2 separate regions of the Homo sapiens genome follow, and region 1 is linked to region 2. A link is an interaction called in ENCODE POLR2A ChIA-PET data of the cell type or tissue named here. Cell type or tissue: PC-3. All regions are shown on one strand. Each heading gives the region's core, and the rest is flanking DNA. Links, peaks and the distances in the headings are about the cores only.

Region 1 (16,979 bases), core at 973-4,972, 1.3 Mb after region 2:
ATTTGTATTTAATTTTGGAGAAGCAGGGTTTTGCTATGTTGCCCAGGATGGTCTTGAACTTCCTGGTCTCAGGTGATCCACCTCAGCCTTCCAAAGTGATGAGATTATAGTGTGAGCCACCATGCCTAGCCTCATTTTTTTTAAGTCTCTGCCTTTGGACTTACTTCACTCTCTGAGTCTCAGTTTTCTCCTGTGCAAAAATCAGTACAATAATAGCTTCCACATGGGTTGTTATAATGGCTTAGGATAATGGATGACACATAATAGAAGTTTAACAAAATGGAAACCACCACCACCATCATCATCATTATTCCTGTCTGCCAAGATTTGTAGCAAAATATGTAGTGCAAAGATATATAATTACAAGAATGAACTTTGCAGAATATAAGCTCCCTGAGGGCAGGATTTTTTGTTCCTTTGGTTTACTGCTGTATCCCAGTACCTAGAAAAACACCTGGCACAGAGGACACTCAGTAAATATTTGTTAAATGTTAATGTAACACTTTTTAAATACATAAAACATACTTTTAAGCATCAGAATGAGTCAGCACTGGCAAGGGTGGATTTTATAGGAGGAAATTGGAGGCAAGGAGACCTATTTGGAAGCCATTGCAATAGTCAAGTTAGAGAAATGTAAATATTAGCTATTATATTGAGGATAATGATGAGGAAAGTGGCTTTAAAAATTATTTATGGAGCAGAGAAATAGAACTTGACGACAGACAGATAAGATTCTTTTAAAAGTCAAATTGCCCCAATGCATTAAAAAAGTGGATGTGCACAAATGCAATTTATAAAATGTTTTAGAAATGCATCCGTGGGAGAAGTGAGAGGTTGTCTTGACAGATGATGATTTTCCCATGGCTAAAATGTAATCTAACACAAAAGCACCATCATTGCATGGTGGAAAATAGTCAGGTATCCTAAGGTCTGAAGAAAATCGATCACCGTCATTTGTCATGGCCAACTCTTTCATACCCACTATTTTGGTAACTCTGAGTGAAAAGTTGTGAAAGAGCTGGACTTGGGTTATAATAATTGTTTCCAAAGACAAAGATCAAACTTTTTTTGAATGAGGGTAATGGTAGGGCATGATGGAAAGGGCATGGCTGAATTGAAATCCCTGTACTACACTTTCTAGCTGGTAGTCTAAATTTTCTGAGCCTCTGTTTTCTTAAAATTGGGACAATTAGCCCAGGACTGTAAGAGCTATGTAAGAATTAAATGAGCTAGTATGGGCAACACGCCTGACCCACACACACGTTGTAGTGGTACAGTGGATGGCTCCGGAATTTCTGACTAGGAGGGCCCAGGGGTAGTAGTCTCAGGGGAAGGTAGGTATTAAGGTTGAATCATGTCCCCTAAAAGAGTTGAAGTCCTAAGCTCAGGTAGTTGGGAATGTGAACTTATTTGGAAATAGAGTATTTGCAGAGGCAAAGACTGGATTAGTCTGGGCCCTAATGCAATGACTGGTATCCTTATAATAAAAGAGGAAATTTGGACACAGAGACAAATAGAAACACATACACACACACACACAAGGAGAATGCCATGTGTTGATGGAGGCAGAGATTGGAGTGATGTGTCTACAAGTCAAGAATGCCAAAAATAGCAGGCAATCACCAGAAGCTAGGAAAGAAACAAGGAACAGATTTTCCCTCAGAGCCTCCCATAAGAAATCAACCCTGCCAAGGGTTAATTTTGGCCAGCTAGCCTCCAGATTGTGAAAGCATAAACTTCTGTTGTTTTAAGCCCCCCAGTATGTGTATTGGTTACAGCAGCCTGTCAACCTAAATAACAAACACAGAAGGAGACTTTAAAAGAAAATGATGCTTATTTTGGAATAGGGTTCTTGTACATAGTAAACTGTGGGTATTCAGGGAGATAAAAGTTTTTTGTTTGTTTGTTTGTTTGTTTGTTTTAAAATGAGGAGTCAATAATTGTTTTCAGATAATTATCCTTGGCTACAAAGATGAATAACAGGGGTAATACCAGTCTGAGGTTGGACAGTTGTTGGGCAGTTGTTGGGCAGACGTCCTCACAGAAGTATTGTGTGCCTATATGTGTGCGTATAAAGTTGCAATGGCCTTTTTGCAAGGTTGTGGTTTTTGCAGCCTTTTGTGCATGAGAGCCCTCCCTTCCTGTCCTTCTCAGTTCTACTTGTCAGGGTTTTTGCCACAACTCCATTTTGATTCTGACAACTTTCAGAAGCCTTAGGAAACTAGACAGTGGAATTATGGGATTTGCTCTTTAGCCAGTTGCATTTTATTTGAACTGGCTTTAGCAATGAGCACTAATGAAAATTAGCCACTGCTGGCTGGGTGCAGTGGCTCATGCCTATGATCCCAACACTTTGGATCACCTGAGGTCAGGAGTTTCAGACCAGCCTGGCCAACATGGCGAAACCCCGTCTCTACTAAAAATAAAAAAATTAGCCGGGCATGGTGGTGGACGCCTATAATAGTCCAGCTACTTGGGAGGCGGAGGCAGGAGAATCGCTTGAACCCAGGAGGCGGAGGTTGCAGTGAGCCGAAATCATGCCGCTGCGCTCCAGCCTGGGTGACAGAGTGAGACTCCATCTCAAAAAAAAGAAAAAAAAAACGAAAATTAGCCACTGCTTTAGAACCGACTGTCTACCAAAGCCGTGGACTTTACAGCTTGCTTTTAATATTATTGTAAATGAGAAGAAAACTGCAAACATAGTAACTATCTGAATGAATTCTCAGCAGTGACAGCAAATGTCCATCTGAAAAATGCATTTGAAAATGTATGACCCTTTCCGACTTTGAAGACCAAGCCATCTCGCACTGAACATAATAACAGAAGTGTCATGTGCCTTCCACTGACACAACTAATGCTATTACCCAAAGTCCAGAGCTGGTGTAACTCAATTTTATTAGGATTAGCACAATTTAGTGTTCAGGTGTCATTACTACCTATTTCCCAACAATAAACAGAAAGAGGATTTATTTTAGATTGAATTATTGCAGAGACATTGCATTTTAAATTCATCACATGGATTTAATGGGTTAAATTTATAAGAATTATAACTTCCAGACATGTTTTCATTTATTTCCCAACCAGCTATTGAAATTGACTTTCTATTGCATTTTATATTACATACAAAATAGCTCTGGTGACAGTTAATGTCTTTTTATTAATGTCAGAAGTTTCTGACCCTGATTTGGGTACTGATAGAGTACTCACTAGAAGCCCTACTATCTCTACCCATAGGGGAAGACTTCCATATTTAGCAAGGATTGCCCTTGGCTAAAACACCAGAGGGCATTATAGTCATCTACATGGCATACATATTTCTTTCATGCTGTCATCTGTCTAAAGCCTGATAGTCCCGTCCCAGGCAGAATGACATAAAAATGTAATTTAAAGCAATTGATTTTTTAGTGCAATCTCTGTTGAAGAACCACTTCAAGAGGAATCCATTCATTACACATGAAACAGCAGTTTCTGAAAATATTTTGTTTATCCCTCTCACCTTCAGATTCTTACAAATACCAAGGATGTCTGAAAGCCTTTTACTTCTTTTCTATTCAAAAAACTTCCCACCAAAACCACCATAAGCCCTAAACACTCTTCTATCTCTGCCCCGGGCCTCCCCTGCCAGGCTCAGATCTTCATCTGGAGAGACATCTTGGGTTGTATGTATTCTGAAAAATAAAGGAGAGCCAGGGACTGGCCTGGCTTATTAAAAAGGATGTATGTAGTAAAACACAATTTAACTAATTAATATTCATTCATTCTATAAATACATTCTTAAGGATTAAGTGTGTGGCACTTTGCCAACTGCTGTGGGTAAAATAGGCAAAAGGATCTCAGCCCTTAAGAACTCTATATAACTTAGTGAAACTCCACTTTATCCAGTGTCGAGGCTTCTGGAGCTCCAAAACATGTGAATAACACTTAAACTAGCGAGAGTGGGCCAGGTGAGGTGGCTCACGCCTGTAATCTTAGCACTTTGGGAGGCCGAAGCAGGCGGATCGCTTGCGGTCAGGAGTTCGAGACCAGCCTGGCCAACATGGCGAAACTCCATCTCTGCTAAAAATACAAAAATTAGCCAGAAATCTCTTGAACCCAGGAGGTGGAGGTTGCAGTGAGCTGAGATCGTGTCACTGCACTCCAGCATGGCTGACAGAGTGAGACTCCACCTCAAAAAAAAAGAAAACAAAAACAAAAACAAAACTAGGGAGAATCGTCCAAACCAGAGGTAACAGAGATGTATTATGATGGGTCAGGTTTACTGGTCAAAATAACTTCTTTTACTATCGATTGACAAAGTCTTTAAAACAAACAAACAAACCCAGGTCCTTCTGGTACTAAAGTCAAGAAAAAAAATGGCAGGGCATGGCAAGAAAATAAAAATGAAAACCAGAGAAAAGAGAGAGCAGAAGGAGAGGCAGCAAGAGATAAGAGTGAGAGGCAGACAACTTTGGCATTTAGCACTTAGGAAAGGACAGCAGAAATGGCCTTGAGGAGAGAAAAGAATTGGAGTGGAAGGAAGTTCAGTATCAGGGGCCAGATCCGCATCAAAGGAGACACAGTCCAGGTGCATGCACATATGTCTACACAGCGTGACTAGTGGGACCATGTCACACCAAAGAGTCTTGGCCCAGTAAGGCACATTGTCCTGCCAGAAAGCTAGTCCCGCACTGCCAGACCTTCCTGTTGTTTCAAGAGAAGCCAACAAATCTGATTTCATGTGAAATTTCTCAGCTTTAAAATATTGGCCCATCTTTATAAAATACTGTACAGAATCTGATACCATACACTTAATGTTTAAAAACAAGAGAACAACACTAAATGTAGTCTTTGAATAAATATTTAGTGAAAAGTGATTGGAATGATAAATTCCAAATCCAGTTGTTACCCCTGGAGAGGGAGGGAGAGAAGGAAGGAAGGGGAAAGGTACACAAAGGGCTTCTATTGCATCTATGTTGTTTTATTACTTTAATAAAAATGTGTAAGAAATAGAGCAAAATAATAAGATTTGTTAGACTGGATGGTAGGTGTGTGAGTTTTTATGACATTATTCCCACTGTTCTGTAGGTTTGAAATATTTCACAATCTAAAAACAATAATACTTTGCAGGACAAACAAAACGTTTGTAGTCCACATCAGGCTTGTGGAGCACTATTTGCAGACTTTGCACAGCATGTTTTAATGGGCATAGAGCCCATACTTACATCAGACCAGGAAGAACAGCCTTTTGCTTGTCCCCAGAGTAAGGCGCAGGTGATCCAGGTGTTCTTCAGCCTAGCTGAGTATCAGAGTCACCTGTGCAGCTTGTCAACAATTCTTATTCCTGGGTCTCACCTGCATTCTACCAAACTATAGTCTGCAGGTAGAAGTCAGGCATCCAGGTGACCCAAAAGTTTAGCCAGAGTTGAAAATAACTATGGTAGCCCTGAGAACATCACTGTGACACATGAAAGCCACACCAACTAGCAAAGCACAGGGGTCAGAGAGCTCCCAAGAGGGTGGCAATTTTAAAAGGCTCAATGGTCATGGTGGCTTTCCTGAATTAGACATAACAAATGACAATTAAAGCAAAATGACAAAAAGAAGTAAACCTGTGATGGTTAATAGTGAGTGTCAACTTGATTGGATTGAAGGATACAAAGTGTTGATATTGAGTATGTCTGTGAGTGTGTTGCCAAAGGAGATTAACATTTGAGTCAATGGGCTGGGAAAAGCAGACCCACCCTTAATCTAGGTAGGTACAATCTAACCAGCTGCCAGTGAGGCTAGAATATAAGCAGGCAGAAAAATGTGAAATGAGAGACTGGCCTAGCCTCCCGCCCACATCTTTCTCCCATGCTGGATGCTTCCTGCCCTCGAACATCGGACTCCAAGTTCTTCAGTTTTGGGACTTGGACTGGCTCTCCTTGGTCCTCAGCCTGCAGATGGCCTATTGTGGAACCTTGTGATCATGTGAATTAATAATAAACTCCCCTTTATATATACACACACACACACACACACACACACACACACACACACACACACATATATATATATATTTCATTAGCTCTGTCCCTCTAGAGAATCCTAATACAGATTTTGATACCAGGAATGGTTCTAGAGGAACAGAATATTAATGATGGAGTTCTTTCATTGGATTTTGGGTTTCTGGAGTTGGCTGCTTAATATGATTAGACCCAGAAATGCTACAGACTCTACTTCTAATAGTATGGAGAACACTGATAGTCCTTGGTGTGAACTGCTTAGAGAGTTATGCAATATAAATGCATTTGACACTCCTGATTCATTGCTCGTGAGAGGCAAGGAGTTTAGTGACTCTTTACTTAATACCTTTGACCATATGTGGTGAACCAAGGAACATAATGAAGCTGGTTGGTTGCTCCTAAGTTCAATGGACAATGTGATGAAAGAAAATGATGAACTCATGGATTCTATCTCCCAGCTTCAGAAGCAGATACTGAGCCTCAAATCTGCTAAGAATGCCCTGAGTGAGAGTCTTATCTTCTGTAGAGAAAGAGCTGAAATTGTGGAAAAACAAACACAAGAGCCCTTATCATGCGAGTGGCTGACTTGGAATGAAAGGTACATGCACAGCCTCGCTTGGTGTCTACTGTTAAAGTGAGGGCATTGATCAGAAAATAATGGGACCCTGCAACTTGGAAGGGAACATGTGGGAGGACCCTGATGAAGCTGGGGACACTGATTTTGAGTTAGTAAACTCTGATGAACCGTTTATTTTGTTTATTTATTTATTTATTTATTTATTTAATTTTTGTTTATTTTTTTGGAGATGGAGTCTCACTCTGTCGCCCAGGCTGGAGTGCAATGCCACAATCTTGGCTCACTGCAACTTCTGCCTCCCAGGTTCATGTGCTTCTCCTGCCTCAGCCTCCTGGGTAGCTGAGATCATAGGCACCCACCACCACGCCTGGCTAATTTTTGTATTGTTAGTAGAGAAGGGGTTTCATCATGTTGGCCAGGCTGGTCTTGAACTCCTGACCTCAAATGATCACCTGCCTCAGCCTCCTAAAGTGCCGCGATTACAGGCATGAGCCACCGCACCTGTCGTGATTAATCTTTTTTTGCCAGAAGGAAGAGCTTCCCCATCCCCAGTAGTGGCAACATCCCCTCCCCCACCCATTCTGCCATCAGCCTTTCCACCTTTGTCTGAGGAGATAAACCCTGCCTGCCTAAGGCAACAGTGATGGCCTTCCCTGAGGCAGTTGCCAGGCAAGATAATGTTGATTCTCCTCAGGAGCCACTCCCAACACCCCTGTTTGCTTATAGACCTATAACTAGACTAAAGCCCTGGTGGGCCCCTAGAGGTGAGATTGAGATTGTGACCCATGAGGAGGTGTGCTACACTGGAAAAGAAAGGCTTGAATTTTCTAATTTATATAAACAGAAATCTGGAGAATGGTCATGGGACTGGATATTAAGGGCGTGGTATAATGGTGGAAGGAACGTAGAGTTGAATCAGGCTGAATTTATTGATTTGGGTCCACCTAAGTAGAGACTCTGCATTTAATGTTGCAGCTTGGGGAGTTAAAAAAGGTTCTAACAGTTTATTTGCTTGGCTAGCTAAAATATGGATTAAAAGATGGCCCACTGTGAACGAGCTGGAAATGCCTCATCTCTCTTGGCTTAATGTAGAGGAAGGGATCCAAAGGCTTAAGGAGATTGGGATGGTGGAGTGGATTAGTCACTTTAGACCTACTCATCCTAGCTGGGAAGGTCCAGAAGATATACCCTTGACCAATACCTTGTGAAATAGATTTGTGAGGGCAGCACCTGCATCTTTGAAGAGCCCTGTAATTGCTCTTCTCTGTATGACAGATCTAACAGTGGGAACCACAGTCACTCAACTACAAAATTTAAATACAATGAGAATGATTGGATCCCAAGGTGTCAGGGGCCAAGTGGAGACACTCAACCATCAAAGGCAAGGTGGGCATAGCTATCAAAATGGACAGCAGAGGCAAAGCAGCCATCAGCATAGTCTGAGTTGTGTAGAGCTCTGGCGTTGGCTAATTAATCACATTATACCTAGAAATGAAACTGATAGGAAGCCTACTGCATTCCTACTTAATTTATATGAGCAGAAAACTTCTAGGTGGAATGGACAAGAGACTAATTTGAATTATAAAAACAGAGAATGATGGCCCCTCAGTCAATTTCAGGACTTGAGCCAGTTTACAGACCCAGAACCCCTTGACTGAAGGGGAGGCTGGGCCCCCTTGAGGAAGGACCCCACTGCATTACCAACAATTTATGCAGTGAATCTTTCTCCCATCCTCCCCCAGGTAGACTTTTGGCCTTTTACCAGGGTAACTGTGCATTGCGGAAAGGGAAATTATCAGACATTTTGGAGACTACTGGACACTGGCTCTGAACTAACATTGATTCCAGGGGACCCAAAACGTTACTGTGGTCCTCCAGTTAAAGTAGGGGCTTATGGAAGTCAGGTAATTAATGGAGTTTTAGCTCAGGTCCGACTTACAGTGGGTCCATTGGGTCCCTGCACTCATCCTGTGGTCATTTCCCCAGTGCCAGAATGCATAATTGGCAGAGACATACTAAGCAGCTGGCAGAACCCCCACATTGGCTCCCTGACTGGTAGGGTGAGTGCCATTATGGTGGGTTGCATCCCTGGAGGGATTGCAGCGATTAGTGTCACCAGCAAGGACTTGAAAGATGCAGGGGTGGTGATTCCCACTACATCCCCATTCAACTGTCCCATTTGGCCTGTGCAGAAGACAGATGGATCTTGGAGAATGACAGCGGCTTATCATAAGTTTAACCAAGTTGTTACTCCAATTGCAGCTGCTGTACCAGGTGCGGTTTCATTGCTTGAGCAAATTAACACATCTCCTGGTACCTGGCATGCAGCCATTGACTTGGAAAATGCCTTTTTCTCCATTCCTGTCCGTAAGGCCCACCAGAAGCAATTTGCCTTCAGCTGGCAAGGCCAGCAGTATACCTTTACTCTCCTACCTCAGGGGTATGTCAACTCTCCAGCTTTGTGTCATAATCTTATTTGGAGAGACCTTGGCCACTTTTTGCTTCTGCAAGATATCACACTGGTCCTTTACATTGATGACATTTTGCTGATTGGATCCAGTAAGCAAGAAGTAGCAGACCCACTGGACTTATTGGTGAGACATTTGCATGCAAAAGGATGGGAAATAAATCCAACTAAAATTCAGGGAACTTCTACCTCAGTAAAATTTCTAGGGGTCCAGTGGTGTGGGGCCAGTTGAGACATTCCTTCTAAGATGAAGGATAAGTTGCTGCATCTGGCCCTTCCTACAACCAAGAAAGAGGCACAATGCCTAGTGGGCCTATTAGGATTTTGAAGGCAACACATTCCTCATTTGAGTGTGTTACTCTGGCCCATTTATTGAGTGACCTGAAAGGCTGCCAGTTTTGAGTGGGGTCCAGAACAGGAGAATGCTCTGCTACAGGTCCAGGCTGCTGTGCAAGCTGCTCTGCCACTTGGGCCATATGACCCACCAGATCCAATGGTGCTTGAGGTGTCAGTGGCAGATAGGAAAGCTCTTTGGAGCCCTTGGCAGGCCCCCATAGGTGAATCACAGCAAAGGCCTCTAGGATTTTAGAGCAAGGCCCTGCCATCTTCTGCAGATAACTACTCTCCTTTTGAGAGACAGCTCTGCCTGTTACTGGGCTTTGGTGGACACGGAACGTTTGACTATGGATCATCAAGTCACCATTGGACCTGAACTGCCTATCATGAACTGGGTGCTTTTTGACCCATCTAGCCATAAAGTGGGTCATGGACAGCAGCATTCCATCATCAAATGGAAGTGGTATATACGTGATCAGGCTTGAGCAGGTCCTGAAGGCACAAGTAAGTTACATGAGGAAGTGGCTCAAATGCCCATGGTTTCCACTCCTGCCATCCTGCCTTCTCTCCCCCAGCCTGCGCAGATGGCCTCATAGGGAGTTCCCTATGATCAATTGACAGAGGAAGAGAAGACTAGGGCCTGGTTCACAGATGGCTCTGCACAATATGCAGGCACCACCTGAAAGTGGACAGCTGCAGCACTACAGCCCCTTTCTAGGACATTCCTGAAGGACAGCGGTGAAGGGAACTCTTCCCAGTGGGCAGAACTTTGAGCAGTGCACCTGATTGTGCACTTTGCATGGAAGGAGAAATGGCCAGATGTGCAATTATATACTGATTCATAGGCTGTAGCCAATGGTTTGGCTGGATGGTCAGGGACTTGGAAGAAGCATGATTGGAAAATTGGTGACAAAGAAATTTGGGGAAAAGTTATGTGGATGGACCTCTCTGAGTGGTCAAAAACTGTAAAGATATTGTATCGCATGTGAGTGCTCACCAAAGGGTGACCTCAGCAGAGGAGGATTTTAATAATCAAGTGGATAGGATGACCCGTTTGGTGGATACCACTCAGCCTCTTTCCCCAGTCACCCCTGTCATCTCCCAGTGGGCCCATGAACAAAGTGGCCGTGGTGGCAGGGATGGAGGTTACACATGAGCTCAGCAACATGGATTTCCACTCACCAAGGCTGAGCTGGCTACGGCCACTGCTGAGTGCCCAGTTTGCCAGCAGCAGAGACCAACATCAAGCCCTCCACATGGCACCATTCCTCGAGGTGATCAGCCAGCTACCTGGTTGGAAAGGGCAGAGGTTTGTCCTCATTGGAATAGACACTTACTCCGGATATGAGTTTGCCTATCCTGCACACAAAGCTTCTGCCAAGACCACCATCCCTGGACTCACGGAATGCCTTATCCACCATCATGGTATTCCACACAGCATTGCCTCTGACCAAGGCACTCACTTTATGGCTAAAGAAGTGAGGCAGTGAGCTAATGCTCATGGACTTCACTGGTCTTACCATGTTCCCCATCATCCTGAAGCAACTGGATTGATAGAATGGTGGAATGGCCTTTTGAAGTCACAATTACAGTGCCAACTAGGTGACAGTACTTTGCAGGGCTGGAGCAAAGTTCTCCAGAAGGTCGTGTATGCTCTGAATCAGCGTCCAATATATGGTACTGTTTCTGCCATAGCCAGGATTCACGGGTCCAGGAATCAAGGGGTGGAAGTGGAAGTGGCACCAACTCACCGTCACCCCTAGTGACCCACTAGCAAAATTTTTGCTTCCTGTTCCCATGACACTACATTCTGCTGGCTTAGAGGTCTTAGTTCCAGAGGGAGGAATGCTGCCACCAGGAGACACAACAATGATTCCATTAAACTGGAAGTTAAGATTGCCACCTGGACACTTTGGGCCCCTCCTACCTTTAAGTCAACAGGCTAAGAAGGGAGTTACAGTGTTGGCTGGGGTGATTGACCCAGACAATCAAGATGAAATCAGTCCACTACTCCATAATGAAGGTAAGGAACAGTATGCATGGAATATAGGAGATCCATTAGGGCATATTACCATTCCCTGCAATTAAGGTCAATGGGAAACTATAACAGCCCAATCCAGGCAGGACTACAAATGTCCCAGACCCTTCAGGAATGAAGGTCTGGGTCACTCCACTAGGAGAAAAATCATGACCTGCTGAGGTGCTTGCTGAGGGCAAAAGGAATACAGAATGGGTAGTAGAAGAAGGTAGTCATCAGCACCAGCTACAACCACGTGACCAGCTGCAGAACCAAGGACTGTAATTGTCATGAGTATTTCCTCCTTCTTTTATTAAAAACATGTTTGTGCATGTATAAACTTGTACCAAGAAAATAGCTTTTTATTTCCTTTCTCCTTTATCATGTGACATAAGATTTATTGACTTCACATCAGCATTTAAGTATTGTTAACTTCATGTAATAGTATTTAGGTTAGGGACTGGTGCGTTTCCAGTTGTACGAAGCGTAATTGTATTATGTTAGGTGTAATTATGACCTTATTATTGTCTTTATTTTAAGATTATGTATGATCTCAGGAGATTTGTATGGGTTCAAGTTGACATGCGGTGGACTTGTGATGGTTAATATTGAGTGTCAACTTTATTGGATTCAAGGATACAAAGTATTGATCCTGGGTGTGTCTGTGAGGGTGTTGCCAAAAGAGATTAACATTTGAGTTAGTGGGCTGGGAAAGGCAGAACCACACTTAATCTGGTGGGCACAATCTAAGCAGCTGCCAGCATAGCTGGAATACAAGCAGACAGAAAAATGTGAAATGAGAGGCTGGCCTAGCCTCCCAGCCTACATCTTTCTCCCATGCTGGATGCTTCCTGCCCTCGAACATCAGACTCTAAGTCTTGAACATCAGACTCTAAGTCTTCAGTTTTGGAACTCAGACTGGCTCTCCTTGGTCCTCAGCCTGCAGATGGCCTATTGTGGGACATTGTGATCATGGGAGTTAATACTTAATAAACTCCCCTTTATATATATACATACACATATATATTCCATTAGTTCTGTTCCTCTAGAGAACCCTGACTAATACAAAGCCTTTTTGAAATAAAAATGTGAAATAACTATTTGTTTAAAAGACTTTCATTTTTTTAGAGCAGTTTCAGTTTCACAGCAAAATTGAGAGGAAGGTACAGAGGTAACCCATATCTCCCCTGCCCTGACACATGCACAGCCTCTCCCATTATCAACATCTCCCACCTGAGTGATATGTTTGTTACAATCAATGAACTTACATCACATTGTTATCATCCAAAGTGAAAATTCTGTGTATGACGTTATAATGGTGGCTACATCTCATTATACGTTTATTTAAACTCATAGAATGTACAATACCAAGAGGAAACCCTAATGTAAACTATTTTTTATTTTTATTAAATTTTTGTTCTTTTGAGATGGAGTCTTGCTCTGTTGCCCGGGCTGGAGTGCAGTGGCATGATCTCGGCTCACTGCAACCTCCGCCTCCTGGGTTCAAGCAATTCTCCTGCCTCAGCCTTTCAAGTAGCTGGGATTAGAGGCACCACCATGCCCAGTTAATTTTTTGTATTTTTAGTAGAGATGGGGTTTCACTATGTTGGCCAGGCTGATCTTGAACTCCTGACCTCGTGATCCGCCCACCTCAGCCTCCCAAAGTGCTGGGGTTACAGATGAGAGCCACCGTGCCCGTCCTAATGTAAACTATTTTTTTCATCAAAATGGTTAGGATGAAATAATATTTAGTGCATTATTTTAAAGAAACAAACTCTTCATCTACCAACTACCATGTGTAAGCTTTCTGCATGGGAGTGGGGAGTGATGGAAAAATGAATGAGACAATGTCCCTACCCTCAAAGGAGCTTGACATCTAATGGGGCAAACAGACATGTAAACAGATAATTTGTGTCCTGGGGATAAGAAAAAAATTGCCATATGCATAAGATTACCATTTTGTCTTGAAGACTCCAAAACTAGAAATTCAAGTTATTTGTCCAAAAGGTCCTATTTCAACCATTCTCTCATGGCCTGGGCTGGGTAAAGAGACCACTGAAGTCAGCAGAAAAGAGCAGACTGGGATGGAAGAGCCACTGAAAACAGTTTAGACTTTATACAGTGTTAATCTAAGAAGGATTCTAAAATGATGCATTTTGGGAGAATGTTCTTGCCTTAATCAGCTTTATCCACAAAAATTAAGCTTTTTTTAATATAAAGGTTTTATTTTCTTTTAAAGGAGCCATCAATGTGATTTTGTCTTTGGGAACCCCACATGTGAATGAATCACCGAATGAATGAATGAAATTTTAATCCTTATAACAAAGATAAGGCTGGATCCTAATATATTGCTTTAGGATGATTTTCAGGAAGCTCTACAATTCCAAGCATTTCCTCTCACAACAATTTAATAAAAATAGTTAGAGTTTATGGAGATATTGTGGTAAGTATTTTAGATATGTTGTCTCACTGGACACTCACCTACAACCAGATGATGGAGATTACATTATGTATATTTTTAACAGATGGAGAAACTGAATTTCACAATCGGTTAAGTGATTTAAACAGAAACTTAATGTTGGTTCACCTGCAGCAGAGCCAGGATTCAAATCTGCTCTAACTCTGCACAGCACTTCTCTATCTCTTCACAAAGGCATATGCATTTGTTATTTAAAATTAAACATTTTAACCAAATTGTATTAATTTAATTAAATTATTAAAATGACTACTGATGTGCTATGCAGTTCAATGCCATCTAAAGCCAGGAAGTAAGGCTACCGATAGCCAGAAAACAATCTCCAAGAATGAAGTATTCTTTTTTAAAACAATTTGTTGGTGATTGTCAGTTTAGAGATAAATGTTCCATATGTGCCTCTGTTTCTCCATCAAAATATTTTAAAAGTTAGCTCCAAAACTACCTTTATACACCCTTCACAATACTCTGTGAACCATAGTCACTGTTAATCTGTGTTTTAAAAGTGCTAAAGTAACTGTTAATTTGAATAATCAATATAAATAGTGTATTAGTTTGCCCCCCCCCGCCAAAATCAAGTACAAGCTACGTGACAGTATTTCATGGTTCATTAGCTAAATGGAACAGTTAATTCGGTCAAATAGTGAATAATCTTTAAATCAAGCCTTCTTCAAATACAAAGGATAGTGGCATATATAAGAATTCAAGAAAATGGAAAAGGCCAGGTAATACTATAGAACTTTGAAATATCTTTCAACAGATAACCCAACAATTTTTTCATATTTATTAACTTAGATTTTAAAAAATTACATAAAAACATGAAAGTCAATTTTGAAAAAAAGCTATTTTTCCGTGTTATTTTTAAGTCATGAATGCACACATTATTTGCATATTGACAATTGTAGCAGGCTTACTCTTTTGTGTTCCTATGGCAGGGCTGTTAAAGTAGATCAGTCCCTGCCTTATCTAGCTGTATGCATAAAGAAAGAACATTATTTATTCATCTCTCATGAACATTTTTGGCCCATCTTCTAGTTCCCATAGATGTTGTATGAATTTAACTCTGCATGTGAGATATTTGCTGCACTAAAAGAAAGACTTATGGAGGTAAGATCATGTGAACAAAAAGAAATTTTGGGCACCATTTTTTGTTGTTGTTTTCTTTAGTTTTTGAGGCAGGGTCTCATTCTGTCACCCCAGCTGGAGTGCAGTATTGCAATCACAGCTCACTGCAGCCTCAACATCCAGGGATCAAGTGATCCTCCCACCTCAGCCTCCCAAGTAGCTGGGTCTACAGGTGAATGACACCACACCTGGCTAATTTTATTTATTTATTTATTTATTTATTTTGAGACGGAGTCTTGCTCTGTCACCAGGCTGAAGTGCAGTGGCACAATCTCAGTTCACTGCAACCTCTGACTCCCTGGTTCAAGCAATTTGCCTGCCTCAGCCTACCGAGTAGCTGGGTTTACAGGCATGCACCACCACACGCAGCTAATTTTTGTATTTTTAGTAGAGATGGGGTTTCACCATGTTGGCCAGGATGGTCTCAATCTCCTGACCTCATGATCTGCCCACTTCAGCCTCCCAAAGTGCTAGGATTACAAGCGTGAGCCACCATGCCCTGCCCATTTATTTTATTTTTTGTAGAGACAGGGTCTCACCATGGTAACCAGGCTGGTCTCAAACCCCTGGGCTCAATTTATCCTCCTGCCTTGGCCTCCCAAAGTGCTGGAATTATAGGCATGAGCCACTGTGCCTGGACTATCTTTTAAAAGACAGAAAGAATGTTTACTATGAGGTGGAAAGCAGTATGCCAGTAGTCCAAAGGGTTGATAATCTACTGAAAGAATTAGAGATTTGTTCTTTCAAATAAGCCATTAACCATGGGAGTACTGGCTAATGACAAATTTAGAGTAAGAGTTTCTTTTTTTTTTTTTTGAGACAGTCTCACTCTGTCGCCAGGCTGGAGTACAGTGGCATGATCTCGGCTCACTGCAACCTCTGCCTCCCGGGTTCAGGCGATTCTCCTGCCTCAGTCACCCAAGCAGCTGGGACTACAGGTGCGTGCCACCATGCCCAGTTAAGTTTTTGTATTTTTAGTAGAGACAGGATTTCACCGTGTTAGCCAGGATGGTCTGCATCTCCTGACCTTGTGATCCGCCCATCTCGGCCTCTCAAAATGCTGGGATTAGAGACGTGAGCCACCGCGCCTGGCCAAGAGTTTCATAAAAATTACTTTCTTTTTAAGTATTTATTACATATACTGTAATAAAAATTAAAGGTAGAAAAGAGTATAGGGTAAAAATTAATAATCTCTCTTCATCCCTTATCTTCCAGCCACCTGGTTCTTTCTCCTAGAAGTAACTACTATTATCCCATTCTTGCATCCTTCAAGAGATACTCTATGCATATACAATTACGTTCATATTTTTTCTATACTAATAGTAATATATTATACATACTGACACATAGCCCATTTTTTTAACATAATTATTGTCTTTAAAAAGGTTTCATGGAGTCCTAGGTTTTTTAACCCAATTCTACACTGTCCATGTTTCCTTTTTTAAAAACTGAAGTATAATTTACTTTCACTAGCATCACAGATCCAGTTTGATATATTTTGACAAATGAATACACAGGTGTAACCAATGTCCAAAGCAAGATATAGAACATTTCAGAACTTTCTATTATTTTAAGAGCTAATTAATATTCCATTTATTTAGCCAAATCTGTTTTAATGGACTCTTGCTGTTACAAACAGGGTTGCAATGAATATGTACACATATGATATTGAGTATGTCTAAGTATACCTATGGGAAAATTCCTAGCAGTAGGATTGCTGGATCAAAGAGTATGTGCATTTTTAATTCAGAAGGAGAGTGGCAAAGTTCTTACTATAGGGGGTGTACTAATTTACACTCCTATCAATTTACAAAGGTTTCTTTTACAGCATACCACAGTCTTTTTTTTTTTTTTTTTTGAGGCAGAGTCTCGCTCTGTTGCCCAGGCTGGAGTGCAGTGGTGCGATCTCAGCTCGCTGCAAGCTCTGCCTTCCAGGTTCACGCCATTCTCCTGCCTCAGCCCCCTGAGTAGCTGGGACTACAGGCACCCGCCACCACGCC
Region 2 (16,979 bases), core at 7,020-11,019:
TTTCTCTGTCTACAGATTGACCAGATTTTTAATCCCTATCAACTTAAAATTATATTTTTTACCTTCCTCGCATGGAGTGGAATTCTAATTTACCTGAAATGTGTAAAATATATACTTTCAACTTTACTTTTTTTTTGGATTTGTTAACAAATGTAAATGTGGTTATGGAACACATTAAAATCCATGTAATAAGCTACTTTGAAAATATTGAATATTTGTCTTTTAAAAAAGCTAAGGATGAATTAAGCATACCTCTGGGAATTAAGGAAAATTCAGTAAAATAGAAGAATTGTGTTATGTACCTGAATGAAGATCGGAAGGTGAAAAAGAGACAATGAGTGGCCATAAAAGTTCAAGGGAGGAAGAGATATTTTGTTGGTCCATTTCTCAATGAAGATGGTATTATTAATAGCATCATGGGCAACATAATACTATGTTTAGAATCCTGGGCACCTGGCCACCCACAATCTTGTAACAGCTTAAAAAGTAAAAATATCCACACATATCCAAAGGTCATCTAAACAGTCTTTGCTGATAATCAACTATTTCTTTGGAATAGTCAGATCTTGAGCTATGCCTGTAAGACTAATGTTCTGAGTATGCAAGAGATAAAAACTCCATCTAAGTCTAGGAAACTGTATAAGCAGAACCACAAAAACCGTGCATATGATGCAGTGAATGGCCCATACAGCAGCTTACAGGGGGGTAATATTGTATTGTCATTGGATACACTAAAGACAAATTTACATCAAGATTGATTTGTTTATAGGGACTCTAAATTATCTGGAGAGGCAGAAAAAATGCCTCATACATCTATAACAGCAAATTATTAAAGCAATTTATTGCAAGCATATATTCACATTTATTTCAGACTTGCTTCATAAGCAAAAAAGAAAAAGTAGGAAAAAGCAACTCAAAAAGTTTTTGGAAGAGATAAAGAAATAAATGATACAACAAAATAATGCCTTGTTGAAGTTTATTAATTTGTCATGGAGATAATCCAATGTCAGTAATGGCAGGAGGGTAATTCTGATTTTCCAAATAGAGGTTCTTAATCTCATTAAATTCCATTAAAAATTGCTCAAGCATTTTATCAGGAATATTAGTTACTTTCTAGAAAAGGTTGTAAATTACAATATCCTCTGCCCCCAAATTTCTGTACCAGAACAGATTTAAACCAGTTTTTTTCTTACATTTTAGTGCCCTAATAAAATGCCAACCATTGTAAGACAGAAGGAATAAGTTTTAGTGTTCTGTAGCACTGTGGGATGACTATGGTTAACAATAATATATAGTTTCAAATAGCTAGGAGGAGGATATTGAATGTTCCCAACACAAAAAATGATAAATGTCTGAGATTACAAATATACTAATTACCTTGATCTGATCACTATTCATTATATATATTGAAATATTGCAATGCATCTCATGAATATGTACAACTTTGTCAATTAAAAATTATTAAAACAATTTATAAATTCTAAAAAATAAAAATAAAAAAACAAAAATCATCAATAAAATTTGTTGAGTAATTTATAAACAATATAGCTCCAAAATAGCAGTGGATACATATATGACTATTTATATATTTATTTAGCAGTCCTTTTATTCATCCTCTCATTTATTCATTCATTCATTCGTTCATTCATTCATTCATTCTAGCTGTTGGAGATTCAGAGATGACAAGTCGACCATTCTCAGAGTTACACGTTCAGAGAAAGGTGGACTAAAACAAGTAAATAACTAGGGTAATTTCAGATAGCAACAAGTGTTAATGAAGGCAATAAATGAAAGTGTAAATGAAGAATAAAAATGTGGAGGAGGAGAGACTCTTTCGTAAGGAATGGTCAGTCATGTTATATCTAAGAAAAGATATTTGAGCAGAGGTTGCAATGTCACCAATGTACAGATTTTAGGTAAGAGAAATCCACATACAGGGATTAGAGGGATAAGTTATGGCAAAGACACAAAGGCAGATGTGAGATGGATTCAGGAACCTCTCAGAAAGAAGACCAGCATAGCTGAAGCAGAGCAAAGAAGAGCACTCATAGCATGGGAATGAAGTCAGAGAGGTAAGCAGGAGTGACAACATGTAACATCTTGAAATTTACTGTAAGAATTTGTTATATTATTTTTAAATCGATGGAAAGCCATTGAGGGCTTTTAAGTAGAGGAAGTTTGTGATGATTCTGGCTACCTTGGGAAAATAGAAGCATCAGACAGTGTTCGGAGATAATTACAACTGTCCAGGTGAAGACATGGTGTGTTCTAAAGTTAAAGGAGGAAGAGCAGAAACAGGTGGTGGGAGACAGGATATATTGTTAGAGTAGATCTTAAAGGACTTGGGGATGAAGTGAATGTGGGAATTAAAAGAGGGAAAGTAAAAAATGATTCTGAGGACAATAAGTAGGTTAGGGTAGGAATAGTCATTGAACTGGACATTGTAATTTGATTCTATAGATACATTGATTATGAGTATATGGATAAAATTAATTGGGACTTGAATTTTCATTCCAGCAGCTGGTTCAGATTGACATCATTTAAAATTATATTGATAATACTTTCAAATATTTAATTGTATTAATCATATTGTCATTGCTTTAATGTATAGGCAAATTGTGTTTTCTCATAATGCAGGAGGATGTTACAATCAGTAAAAGGTAAGAGGTTGAAAATCTGTTTGTCATAAGATTAGGGTCATCTAGCTCTATATTTTTTTAAGAAATGTCAGTGCTGTAAGCTTAAATATGAATATCTGATATTAATACTATCACCTTAAAATATTTTTAGTTTCATTACCGCAAATAGGAGGCTGTAAATGATTTTGGACAAGGAGTGAAACTTGCTTATCTACCAAAATGCATTGACAAGTCAGTTGAGAATAAGTTGCTCTTGATCCTCCTTTTATCATCCTTCCACCTGCAGCTCTGGGACTACCAGCCTAATACACATATGTCCATCTTCATAAACCAACTGGGCAATGTGAATCTTTGGTTACCTCGAATTTTGTTGTATTTGTATATAAATTTAGCCTCCATATACATTTCAGAAGTGTTGGAAACTGAACAATATTTTTAAGTAATTTAAGTTTATCTTAGGCAGCCTTCACGGTCCCACTCAATATACCTCTTTTTTCTTCTAGTTGCCCTTTCTGATCTACAGCTTGCCTACCTAAATCATTTAGGATAGCCTCAGTTTGTGCTTGTAACCCAAAGGTTTGTTTTTCTGTTTGTCCTCATACTATATATTCATCACAGGTCAGCTTAGAGGCTCTGCTGATCATCGTCTTTAAGAGACATGGTATGTCAGAGGCATAAGCACTTTGAACATCATCAGTTGCCCACCACAGGGAGAAAGCAAGAGGGAGACTACTATATAAGCAATTAATTAAGTGCTGCAATGCAAAAGTGATGCATGTCACTTAACTTGCAATTCAGTGAACAAATTAGTCATGTGGCCCAATAATAAGGGGCAGTTCTAATATGTGATTAGAACATGAAGAGTCAGTAATATTTGAGGAATCACTAACACACCTTCTGACCTGACTTACCAGTGTCACTATTCTCTACCAGAACTCAGCTCCCAACATTATTCAGGGCTGGATTTCTATTGTCCTGACTCTTAGCAAGTCCTTTGAATCAGTCCTTACTTTCTAGTGTGACGTTTTCCTCCAGTATGCACTTACATTTTAGAAGGAAATGCTTAAAGAACAAAAATATCTCAATGACTGTGGAATTCAGTCCCACATGTACTAAATATTTATAGGTGATCATGAATGAGCCTGGAAGGACAGAGAATATGACAGAGTCACCTTTTTAGAGACTTAATAACAGATACTCAATTGTCTTCTTATACAGAGGTAGTTTTCTAAATTTGTTTTTTTGTGTTTGTTGTTTGTTTGTTTATTTGTTTTGAGACAGGGTCTCTCTCTCTTGCTGAGGCTGGAGTGCAATGGCTTAATCATGGCTCACTGCAGCCTTGACCATGTAGACTCAAGCAATCCTTCCACCTCAGCTTCCCAAGTAGCTGGGAACACAAGCATGCACCACTATGCCAGGCTAATCTTTTATTATTTATAGAGACAAAGTCTCCCTATCTTGCTAAGGTTGGTCTGAAACTCCTGGGCTCAAGCCATCCACCCACCTTGCTGGCCTCCCAAAGTGCTGGGATTATAGATGTGAGACACCATGCCTGGCCTCTAAGTTTGATTTCTTTTTTTTTTACTCAGAAGTCTCTTTTTATCAAATTAAAAGTTGTAAACTGTTACATAAAATAGATAAAATAAAAATTTATTTGCACATGTTTATTTTTAAAGTACAAATAAATAAATTGTGTTTATCTATTAATAACTTGAGTCAATGACACTTTGAGGCTTTTAAATAAAATCCCATATTTTCTTACAGCTGTAATTTTATATAAACCTCCATAAAAATGTCTACACTTTAAGTGAAAAATAAAAACAAAAATTTAGGCTGAATTCTTGATTCAGGCTAAATAGTTGTCAATATTAACACTTTTTTAAAAACTTAATTTGCATTCTCAATATATTTTTCACGTAATAATTTGATCTAGAAAACTTGAAAAATTTCTTAAATTACTTATTTGAAAACCAAATCACTAATGATAATTAATTTCTGTTCATATAACTTATAAATACAAATAGCCAACCAGATATACCTAAATTTGAAAATGTGAGCTAAAATTTTTTTACATATATCTATATTTGTCTCATGTTTTTATCGTTTATGTTTATATATATTTGTTTTATATGTTTTAGTATACATATTTGTTTTATATGTTTATATAGACAGCAAAAGTTGTGATGCTCCTCAGGGACCTCTGCCAAAGATACATAAATATCCTTTTTACTTTACTTTCCTTCTCCCACCTCACTTTTGCTACTTCTATATTTTTTATTCTCCTCCATCTTCTAGTTCCACTCTACTTTTAGCCAATCTCTTAAGAGGGCCATTGTTTTTTATTTGCTCCATCTAATTCTATTGCTATAAAGAGACAAATGTGGACCTTTGAATCATGACATGGATAATAGAAGAAAGCAAAAGCTCTCCTAGTGTTCTGATGGCAGGGTAAATTACAGATAATCAGATCATTTGCAAAACAAAAGTCAAACTACAGCTTGCATAGAGTCTAAGTGGCATATATCTTAGCACCTTGCTATTCAAAATGTAGTGCTTGGACAAGCAACATCAACATCACTTAGAACCCTGTTGGAATTTCAGGCTCATTTAAGATCTACTGAACCTGATTTTGCTTTTGGAACAACATCCTCAGGAGATTTGTAGGCACCCCATATTTGAGAAGCACTGCATCTAGTCTGTGTATTACTGTGCATATGTATTCTTCCTTCCTGCTTTGAGTTCTATGACAAAATGTCATTCTCCATTGGCTTACCCTTCATAGTTGTCAGAATCCTGATAATGAGAGTAGTGGGAAGAAAAAACAAACTCATTTTACCACCATAGTAAAGAAAACACTACAAATAAATAAAATAAAACGTTTGCTGAATCCCTATAGCAAGTTTTAGAAGAAGATAGACTCACTGTTAAAAGTCAAAATATCCCTAGGTGAAGGAAAAACCCATTGCTTTCAAGAGATTTGAAGTCTTCTCCTTCTCAAGCTCCTTGGGAAGCTAAATTTCCTAAAATTATATTAAATAACTTTAAAGCAATCTTATTGAGCCACTTACTCCATGGAAGCTCGCAAGGCACAAATGACATTGCTAAACCATATGTAAATAGATATTGATTCTGTTTGTCAGCACAAAGTTGTCTTGGGTCCTCTGGAGAAGTACTGGAGCAATACTTTTACCATTTTCTCTAGGATGTTGGGCACTACATGATCAGAAAGCTGATGTAAAGAAATGTATGGCAAAGCGAGACCTACCTAATCTATGCAAAGAGGACAGAGGTCTTATGCTCCACATAACCTTGTATAAATATGTGATTTTCTACCTATAACCACATTACATAAACTTACCAGGAGATTGACTATAATCAGTAAAACATTGAATGTCAGTAGTTTTACTATTTCAATCATGGCCCATCTAACTATATAACATGGAGTGGAAAGAAATTTTATTTACATTATTCTAAAGATGACAGTGATTATTCTAGTTCCCCACCTTTGCTACTTTTAATTTTTTTGATTTTCCTCCATCTTATAATTCCACTCTACATTTAGCCAATCTCTTAAGAGGGCTATACTGGTGAAATCCTTGTTCAATCATAAGCCATAAAACTTCTATATAAACAAGTTTATGTTTTAAGAAAATCTGACAGAAATAAGGGTAATCTGATGATTGGGCACTGCAGATTTCTTTAAAAGAATATATTTAGCTACAGTTGCACGTGTTAGATGAATTTCTAGAATTTCAAGAAGTTTATGCTAGCTAAACATATAGAAGAAGGTATCAGCCATTAGAATTGTATGAAGATGGAATGAGCTTCTTAGAAGCTAATGAGTTCTTCAACAACAAAGGAATTCCAAAGAGGTTCAGTGATGACATGGAGGGCATGATAGAAGGGCCCACATCATGAGGAGGTCTTTCCAGTTCTGAATCTTTTACATTCCAAGTTTCTAAAATTGCTTACGTAGAATTGGTGTTCTTTTATCTATACAAAAAGGCACTTACTGAATAATGTCTGATCATGAAAAATTTAAATATCATCAGTATTTTCTGAAAACCCATACGGAGAACAGAAACAGAATCTGTCCTTTAAAAATTTAAAATACAGAAACAGTAAATGGATTTATGAAGAACTAAAGAATTCGACATTCCCTGATGCTCTCCATGTGACAGATTTCTCAACCACTTTGTGCCTTCAAATCCCTGATGCTTCATTTGCCATAGAATCTTAGGCCATTAAAGCTGGAAGGAAACTTACTGCTTATTTGTTGCAAAGTCTTTTTACATATGAGGAAATATCCAGAACCTGCTCCATTTTGGCACAATGTTCTTTTATATTAGATCTTCTCTGTTTTCAAGAGTATGTATAAATCATGCTAAATCATTAACCTTTAAAGGTAAAAAATTTGATTTTTTTTTCTATTTTTTAACAGAAGCTAGTACAATAGCATGTACGAATATAAGTCTTGACTGACAGAAACAAAACACAATGATGCTATAACAATAACATTTACAAGAGATAAATGGTTCTAAATGATAGGACAATAATATCTGCCAAAGGCGGTTTGTATCTCTCTTGTATACCATGTTCTTATTTCCAAAGGAGCTTAAATAATAAATAAGTTTACTTCTTCACAAAACAGAAAAGCCTGAGGCCAATGTTTGTGTCAAGAAGAGTTTTATCAAGGCTCTGGACCCTCTTCCCCGCAAATCCCACAGCTCTACCTTGCTCCGTGTAGTCACTTTCTCCTCATGGGAAAATATTGCTTTCCAGAAGTTTCTAAATCTACGTGTTTCTTCATTCACATCCAGGGAGTGAAAAAAATATTGAATATAAGTCTTGAACAGCATTCTGAAGAGAACTAATGAAGTCTATGCCAACTTCCAAAACAGTCACAGTGGTAAGAGGATGAGGTCAATTCTACCTAACCTCAAGACTATGACACTTTGAATAGATGTTCAAAGGATCAGGAGACAGCAACAATGTTTACTATACAAAGTGAATTTATTCACGTCTAGTCAATATTCACCAGTTAATGAAGTTCCAGATTTCCATATATGAAAGTAGTATATAAGAGCTGCAGCCTTTAAATTTGATAAATAACTACTTATTAATATGAAACATGATAATCTATTAAAATAATTCCAAAATCCTGCTGGGTTTTTTAATATCTTCTGCAGTATGAGTGAGAATAAACGATATTACAATAAAAAAAAAACTCCCTTTCAATCATTGTTCCTTTAAAAGTGGTTAGAATTTTAAGGCTTCATATATGACTTTTCTAAAAATATTTTAAAGCATCCCAACTGGGAAAGCAATTTCATGCTTGCTTTTTAGAGGATCTATTCAAAGAACTCATTAAAACCATTCATTTAAATAATCTCGTGTATGTTCATTATGCCCTTTCCTTTGGGAGGAAAAAAAAAAAAGTATAAACTGATGCCAGAAAGCAAATGAAGGGAACAAATGTTAAATGCAAAAGGTTAGTCCTTCATTAAAATTGTTTGAATAAGCAGCAACTCCCCCTGTATCCTTAAAACCTCTTCTAAGAAACATTTGTACACATTTAGGACAGCAACTTAAAAGCAGAGCAAACTAAAATTAAAAAAAAAATCTGTAGCTCAGTTTCATGAACCATTAGCATTCGGATCATTTTTGCTTTTCGCTTTCAGGTCTGGGTGAATGAAAGGGAACCAATCTGCCCACATAATGTGAAATGTTTATGGACAACATGAACCAGAATCTTATTGGAGCCCTGTAAAGATAATTTATTAGAAATATTTATTTTGAAGAGCATCTACATTTTACTTAAAATGTTTTGCTTGCTCTATATCCTTCAGCTTAGTATTTTTACCCTTACTTTTTGATAACTATCTTTAGGATATGAAAAGTTCTTGTTGAGGGAGACATGAATAATCTAAAATGATTTGACTTGCCATTTAGGAATGGGTTTTAACACAGTATTTCTTTTATTCTTCCTTCTTGCCTAAGCATTGAAAATCATTATAATTTACCTGATTGTGAAGTATTTCTTAAATTACATGAGTTTTTGGCAAGATTTCTTATAGTTTTGTTTTTTTATTTTGCTTTTCCCAGTTGAATGAGTTTTGTTGTTGCACTATTCCCTTTTAAGTGTCTTTGTGTCATAACCAGTAATTGACACAGAAATAATGCAGCAGAATGGACAGTGTATCTGATTCTCTTGTCACTTCTTTTCAAATAATATCATGAACTATTCTCATTTCTAGATTTTTTTTAACTTCAAGAAGAACACAATGGTTGTATTCTTAGTGAATCGATAGGTACCTTGAGGATTCATAGAAAACACAGACAAATGAAAAGGTAAATCATGATCTTAGGTAGAAATATTTAGCCTAGGGAAGATTTCAGTTCTCCTAAGTTAACATAAATTTATAGTGATTCACATAAAAATATCAATAATATTTTCCTTTGATATCTTGTAAAACCAATTCTGAAGTTGATATTTTCAAATAAATATACTATCATATATTAAAATATTAAAAGGTCTTAATAATGAAAACAACATAAATAAATGAATGAAATGTACAAAGGTAGAAATAGAAGCCAATACATATGAGAACTCAATATATGGCTAGGTATTATCTTGATTTTTAGAAGGAAGATCAATAGTTTAATATAAATGTTGGTACATGATGGCTATCTAAAAAATTCAATAGCATCAATGAACAAGGAAATATTAGGTACACATTAAGAGGAGTAAGTCTATTGAGATTATTTTTTTCCACATTAGATGCTCTCTTAAGAGTAAAACTCATCTCTTAGCATTTAATACAATTGTAATTTTTACTTTAAGTAAGTTTAAATTAATTAAAAAATTAATTATTCTCTTTCTTCCCCTAGAACATATGCTACATCAGGGCAGGAACTATGGATGATTTTGCTAATTGCTTTCACAACCTAATACAGTGCCTTATTCATTGTGGCTCACTCAGTGTTTGTTGAATAAATGAAAATTCATCAAAAAGTTCCAATTTTTCAGGAGATACTTTGAAGAAAGGAAAAAAAAGTATGAAAATTTAAGTAACTTATTGGGCCTATGTGATATTAACTTGGGGAGAATTTTAAAGCTCAAATATTTTGATTCATTAGAGCACAACATGAATTAATTACTTCTGATATTTTGGACTCCCTACTCAACTACTCTCTTCCACAAGCTTGTGATTTATGAGCTCATAAATGAAAAAAAAATTATTTGCTAGGTATAATTAGTTCTTTTTTGAATGTCAGACATTTTACTGATATCATGACTTTTTTCAAGGTGGATATTTTACAGTGGTTTTGCAAAGTCACTCTACAAAATCAGACATTGATCTACAAGACTGACAGGAGTATGTCAGAATATTTAATGAAAAATATTTTGTAGGTAACTTAGCTTTTCATAGGAAAATAATTTTTAATTATTCATATCTGAGGTGGGGATATTTGAACAACATGAAAATCACAGTTTGCAAGAGTAGTTACCAACTTGGGTGAAGGGCATTGATTTTGTATAAAGTAGTGCCCATGATTACCTTAACATTTTCATGTCACTTTTAGATACGACCAACAGAAAAATACGTGAATGAATGTAAATATAAAGGACATTTGCTATGGACTGAATGTTTGTGTTCACACCAAACTCCTATGTTGAGGTCCTAATCCCCAAAATGAGGATATTTAGAGGTAGAACCATTCGGAGGTGATTAGATTTAGATGAGCCCCCACCTCCCGCCCCATAATGGGACTAGTGCCTTTATAGGAAAAAGAAGAGAACAGAGCCCTCTCACTCTCTGCATGTGAGAATACATACAGCAAGGAGGCAGCCTTCTGCAAACCAGGAAGAGTGACCCTCACAGACACTGAACCTTCCTGCACCTTGATCTTGGATTTCTGCCATCGAGAACTGTGAGAAATGTTTGTTGTTTAGCCACCCAGGGTTTTTTTGTAGCCAGAACTGACAAACACAACACTTACTTTGGTATGTAATGGCATATCAGATAGGAATATCTTCATAAGTGTATGAATAATTAGCAGCTCGATGATGTCAAAAGGAAAGCAGCTACTAGCTATTTATTAGTTTGAGCTAAACAGGAACTATACCTCTCTGTTGCTGGATTACCTTCCCAGCTCTGATGAGAAAAAATATTCTGTAAGGAAGGAAGAGGAAAAATGGACCCTGGGGAGGCACTGATTAGTAGCTACTAAAGCACAGTTCATATTCTGCAAACTCCAGCCATAAAGTTTTATTAAGAACAAACACAGATAGTAGTAAAATGGAGGCTCTGGTAACTTTATTTAAATAGTAAAGCAGTTATTTGATGACAGACTGCATAAGGAATTTATACAGTCAGAAGAGGTTTTCACATACAATTCTGGCACCCTTATTGGGAGTAGAATGCATAGGAATAGTTGTCTCCAGGGGGCTGTTTTAATCTTTATTCCATTCTATTGTCATTCAGATTCCAGGTATAGCTAGTGATAAATGGGAAGGCTAAATCCAAAAAGTAGTCTGGCAAAAGAAGAATGGCAATTTTTGTAATCAATTATTTTGTGTTCCAGATATCTTAGTAATGCTTTCTAAATTTATCATCACTTGTCTGACATGATATGAACTGTGAAAGCACATTTCATGCCTCCAAAATATTTTACACATTTTTTTGTTTTAACTTACATTTTCTAGCAAATTAATTAAATAGCTGAGTAAATCTGGCTTGAATCGTTGCTTCATTTCATACCACTTGCATTTCATCAGCCATTCACTCCTTTTCATAAGTTTTTCTATAGTCTGGCAAGTGAATTTTTTTCAAAATAGGGAGAATGATAATGGATTTAATGAAAAATATAGGATTTTAAGGAAGAAATATTAAGTCAGAAATAACTGCTTATGTGAAAATTTGATGTTTTGTTATCAGGATTTCAAAAACATATTTTGTCATTTACATCATTGCCTAGAAAACATTATAGAATTTCTTGTCCAACTAGTAAGAGCTTCTGTCATTATCTTTTAACTTCGCTTTTTGTTCCAAGTACCCTACAAACATTTTAGATGTAAGTGTAGCACTAGTTATTTCCATGTAGGTGTAACTATTCCCTTTTCACAGATGAGTGCACTGAAACAAACATAGTTAATATATTGGCCCAAAGCTGCACAGCTACAGAGTCACAGACCAGGGTATCAAACTCAGGTCAATCTGACTATCAGATCCAAAATCCATGCAATGCCTCTCTGTACTGCAGGTTCTTACCAAAGTGTGTTTCAACAACCAGTAATGTCAGCATCACATGGACACTTCAAAGCACTTCAGAATCTCAGTCCCCCACCTTAACCTACTGAATTAGAATTTGCATTCTAGTAACATTTCATTAACATTTGGCAAGTACTGCATTAAGTCATTTATGTCGTTAAAGAAGAACCTTAGCCCAAAGCATAAAGACATATATTCATTTCTTAATAAATATTCTTGAAAATGTATTTCTACATATAGATAGATGATTCCATTAATTTTCCATTAAGTTTTGGATATATTTATTGCTAATGTTTGTTTATCATAGAGAAGTCGCACAATGTTATAAAATGAATTTTAAAATTCATTAAGGGGTCTAGTCTCAGCAATGGCAGAGTGCCTCTTAGTAGACAAATCAATGTCAGATAAAATTTATGAACTTGGGATAAGTTACAAAAGACAACTACATAAAGAACCATTGGAACAAACAACTGTAGGCAAACACTGGGTGATAGGTTTCAACTTAAAAAATAACATGTGCTGATTGCGATCTGTGTTTCTGTGGCTTTTGTTCTGGGGTCACTCCCCAGTCTGCAGCACGAGTTGTTTGGAAAGAGGCAAAGAGCTTCAATATCATTGGCTTGGAGTTTCAGAGGAAGGGTTTGTGGCAGATCCACACTGCAAAAAATAATGAAGGAAATCCTTCAGTATGAAGAAAAATGACACCGAGTAGAAACAATGCTCTAGAAAAAGGAATAAAGAGCACTAGAAATGATAATATGTGGATAAATATAGAACACTACTATTTTTTCCTCGTATATCTTTAAAAGATAAACTAAGCAAAAACTAAAATTGTGTATTGTGGGGTTTAAAAGTTATATATATATACACATATATACATCTATCTATACACATACACATATATACATATATATATCTGATATATGGAATTATACTGCCCAAGCTTCTTAAAATTTCCCTGAAGATATATAATAACTCTAAGTAGACTATGGTAATGATAAATATTGCAAACAGTAGCAATGCTTCTAGATGAAAAGTGATAAGGAGGTAGAGTTAAAAGGAGTTAAAACATACTACCTAAAGTTAATTATATAAAAATGAATCAGTATAGGAGTAACAAGAGAAGAGAAGAACAGATAGAACAAATATAAAAATATTGCAAGTAAAATATACTTAAATCCAAGCATATCAATGAGAATGTCATATGTAAATGGACTAAATATTTAAAGGCTGAGAGTCAGTATAGATAAATGTAAAAAGCAAGCCCCAACTATGAGTTGTCTAAATGAATCCTATTTTAAAATAAACAACATATATTGAAAATAAAAGCATTGAAAGGATTCACTATGCAAATATTAGAACACAAGAAAGCTAGTATAACTATACTAATACAAGACAAAATAGACTTCAAGACAAGAAATGTTTCCAGACATCAAAAGTATAATTTCATCCTGATCAAAAATTTTGTATTGATCAAAATGTCAATACATAAATAAGACACAAAAATTATAAATACATATTACCTAATAAAAGAACTTTAAAATACATGAAGTAGAGACTGACAGAATTAAATGGATAAATAGATCTACAACAGTTGATGATTTTAACAGCTTTCTTTCAAAAATTGGCAGAAAAATTAGATTAAAAAATCAGTCAAGAATCAAAAAGATTAAACAACACTGCTGAACAACATAACCTAATTGACATTTGTGGAACAATACTTCAAACAAGTACGGAATAATCATTTTTTCAAGTGCATATAGTATATTCTCTAAGATATACCATATAGTGGGTCATAATATAAATCTAAATAAATCTCAAAATTGAAATCTAATAGACTATGTTCTGTGACCTCCAGCCTGGCGATAGAGCGAGACTCCTTCAAAAAAGAAAAGAAAAGAAAAGAAATTAGAACTTTTGGTGTATTTGGGGGACAAAGATAAATTGTAAGGGGTCAACAGTGGATTTTCTGGAGTTATATGAATGTCCTACATTCTAATTAGTGGCTACATAGGTATAAATATTTAAAACTGTTCATTGTGGCCGGGCGCGGTGGCTCACGCCTGTAATCCCAGCACTTTGGGAGGCCAAGGCGGGCAGATCACGAGGTCAGGAGATCGAGACCATCCTGGCTAACACGGTGAAACCCCGTCTCTACTAAAAATGCAAAAAAATTAGCCGGGCGTGGTGGCGGGCACCTGTAGTCCCAGCTACTCGGGAGGCTGAGGCAGGAGAAGAGAATGGCGTGAACCCTGGAGGCGGAGCTTGCAGTGAGCCGAGATCGTGCTACTGTACTCCAGCCTGGGTGACAGAGCGAGACTCCGTCTCAAAAAAAAAAAAAAAAAAAAAAAAAAAAAAAGGTTAATTGTACACTAATACCCATATCCATGCATTTTAGTGTATACTAAAAACTATCCTTTCACTATTGTTGTAGACAAAGCCTTGACTGTCCCAGATAGATAATCTTTGATATTATTCCTCAGTAATGTGGAATATGAGAACTGGAAGATAAGCTTTCTATCTAAATATCCAGGTACCCCCAGTCCTACTAGGCCCAGATCTGCAATGGTGAGGTCTTTTCTGTTACATAAGCCAAATCAATATCCTGATGCTATCATTGTTCATATCTCCTTGTTATCTGGTTTCCTCTCTCCCCCTTATTGTTATGTGTGAAGGCAAGTCTATTCTTTTATCTAAGACCAACTTCTCTAGCTGTGGCATTTCTTCCACTCTCCCATTCTGTGTTATCAGCTGAAATGTGTTCTATCTGTCTTGTTTCTTGCTTTGCTACTTTTTTACTTCTTTGGGGGAGTATAATAAATGTTTTCTATTATTCCACTTTTTCTTCTAATAGCTTTTTAGCTGTTGTTCTTTTTAATGTTTCTAATGTTTACTGGAGTAGTCACAAAATGCAACTTCAAATTATTTCAGTCTACTTGGAATTAATATTATATCATTCCCTACTTAATACCTGACACTCCCAATTTCCCACTTCACAAACGTAAGAGCCTTACAACAGTATAACTTCATATGTGAACACCCATCCATTGTGCTATCTTTGTCTTACTTTTTGCTTCTGCATATGTCACAGCCCCTGTCTTACAGTGTTATTCTTAAAAAAACAAAAACAAAAAAACTAGCCATTTCCGTTGTAAGGAACTCAAGGACAAAAAAAGGATAATCTATACATACCCACTATATACCATTTCTGGGGCTCTCCATTTCCTCCAAGACTTAAGTTTCCATATGCTATCATTTCCCTCATGTAACATTGTTAGCAATTCTTGATGTGAAAGTCTATGGCAATGAATTATCTCAATGTTCATTTACCTCAAAATATTTTGTCTTCGGATGCATTTTTCAGGTTTATTCTAGAAAGCTACAACTTGTTGAATGATTGTATTTTTCAGCATTTTAAAGATGTATTTTTATTTTCCTCTTGCCCCAGTAATCAACCATTGCTCATATGATTGTTTTCCTGAAAGCAATGTGTGTTTGCTCTGTTGGTATTTTTTTTTCCTCTTGCTACTTTCAAGATTTTTGCAAAATCCTTTTTTTAAAAAGTTTGGCCATGATGTACTTAGCTGTCAGTGTGTGCATGTGCAAGCATTTGTCTTGCTTGAACTTTGCTGAGCTTGAAATAAAGTTTCTTGTCAATGGTTTTCAAATTTAGAAAATTTTCAATTATTAGTTCTTCAATATTTTTTCTAACCCATTCTCGCAGTCAGCATTTTCTAGTTTATTCCAATTACAAATCCTTTGGACTACTTGACATTATCTCATAGGGAGACTGCTTATATTTTCCCCAACATTTTTAAATGAAAATCATCAATAAAAAATTTGGAAGATATTTATAGTGAACCATTAAATATCCATCATATCAATTGTACTGTTAACATTTTACTGTATTTGTATTATCATATATCTCTCCAACCCTCTATCCACCCTTCAGTTCACTTTATATTTTAGTAATTTTTTCCATTGAATCTAAACTAAAAAGAGTAACAATGAAGAGATTTAAACTTCTACTGCAAACAACAAAAACTGGGAAAAGGTATAAAAAAATGATTCTGAGGCATTAGAGTTCAGGCAACAAAGGGAAGTAATCACAAAGATGGAGAGGGGAATAAGTGAAGTAAACCTTGCTGTTTTTCCAGCTTACTGCCTGCAGAAAATTACCAGGACCTGGTACAGAAGATAGCAATTTTCATAATTCATAGGGTATCAAGTAATATACTCAGAAATGCATTGCCTCAAGAATGGGGCAAAATTAGCCTCAAACTATTACTAGCTTTAAACTTACATATTCTGTATAAGAAAGCTTTCTCTATGTCTAAGTCATAAAGATATTTCCTCTTTTTAATACAAATTTACAAGTATAAATTTTCCATTTAAATTTATAATTCAAGTCTAATTAATGTGTGTATGTTTGCATGTGTGTGATTGTGTTTATGTGTTCATGAAAGTAGTCAAAATTCATTTCTTTCTATACAGATTTTCTGTTTTTCCAATATTATTGTTCAAAAATATTCTTCGTCTCATCATGTTGCATTGGCGCTTTTGTTGAAATTAAATTAAGTGACCTGAAAGTGTGTATTTGTTTATTTGCACTCTATTCTGTTTCACTAATCTATTTTTTAATATTCATGTCACTACCACTGTCTATTTTTATTATAGATCTACAATAAGTAATCAATCAGGCATTATAAAGCCTCAGACATTTTTATTCTTTTTCTTCAAGATTGGTTTGAATATTACAATTCCATAGAATTCACATATAATTTTAGAAGTAGCTTATAATTTTAGAAGAGCTTGGGGAGACTGAGGCTAGGGTTGTGTAAAATTAATATATTAGTTTGGAGAGAATTGACAACTTAATAATATTGAGACTTCCAAACCATGAACATAGTATATCGTTCTATTTATTTATTTATTTTTAACTTTCAGCAATGGGTAGCAGTTTGTGTGAAGTCTTGCACATATTTGTTGAATATATTTACAAATGCTTTATTCTTTTGGGATATTTTTGTGAAAGAAATTGCTTCATCATGTTTATTTTTCACTT

The links. Peaks named below come from ENCODE experiments on the same cell type or tissue, not always from the same donor. Only the 100,000 strongest peaks of a DNase experiment are listed, where the experiment ranks them.
Region 1: POLR2A ChIA-PET joins it to region 2 with 5 read pairs; 1 of 35 experiments calls an interaction of 5 or more read pairs at or near these places.

The regions. Positions count from the first base shown.
Region 1 is chr2:168,251,476-168,268,454 of GRCh38, forward strand. LOC107985959 (a long non-coding RNA gene) reads left to right here. Exons shown (of 5, transcript XR_007087282.1): 2 at 13,621-13,824; 3 at 14,890-14,961; 4 at 15,803-15,917. Among named protein-coding and RNA genes, the nearest start is that of STK39, 12 kb to the left of the region's middle. In PC-3, for the core only: a CTCF peak has its summit at 3,266 (motif pointing right); a DNase peak (open chromatin) is centred at 3,306; H3K27ac peaks cover 209 bases.
Region 2 is chr2:166,961,689-166,978,667 of GRCh38, forward strand. All of the region lies in intron 2 of XIRP2 (xin actin binding repeat containing 2), which reads left to right. Among named protein-coding and RNA genes, the nearest start is that of XIRP2, 82 kb to the left of the region's middle. In PC-3, for the core only: no CTCF peak of the experiment used is centred there; no DNase peak of the experiment used is centred there; H3K4me3 peaks cover 462 bases; H3K27ac peaks cover 1,199 bases.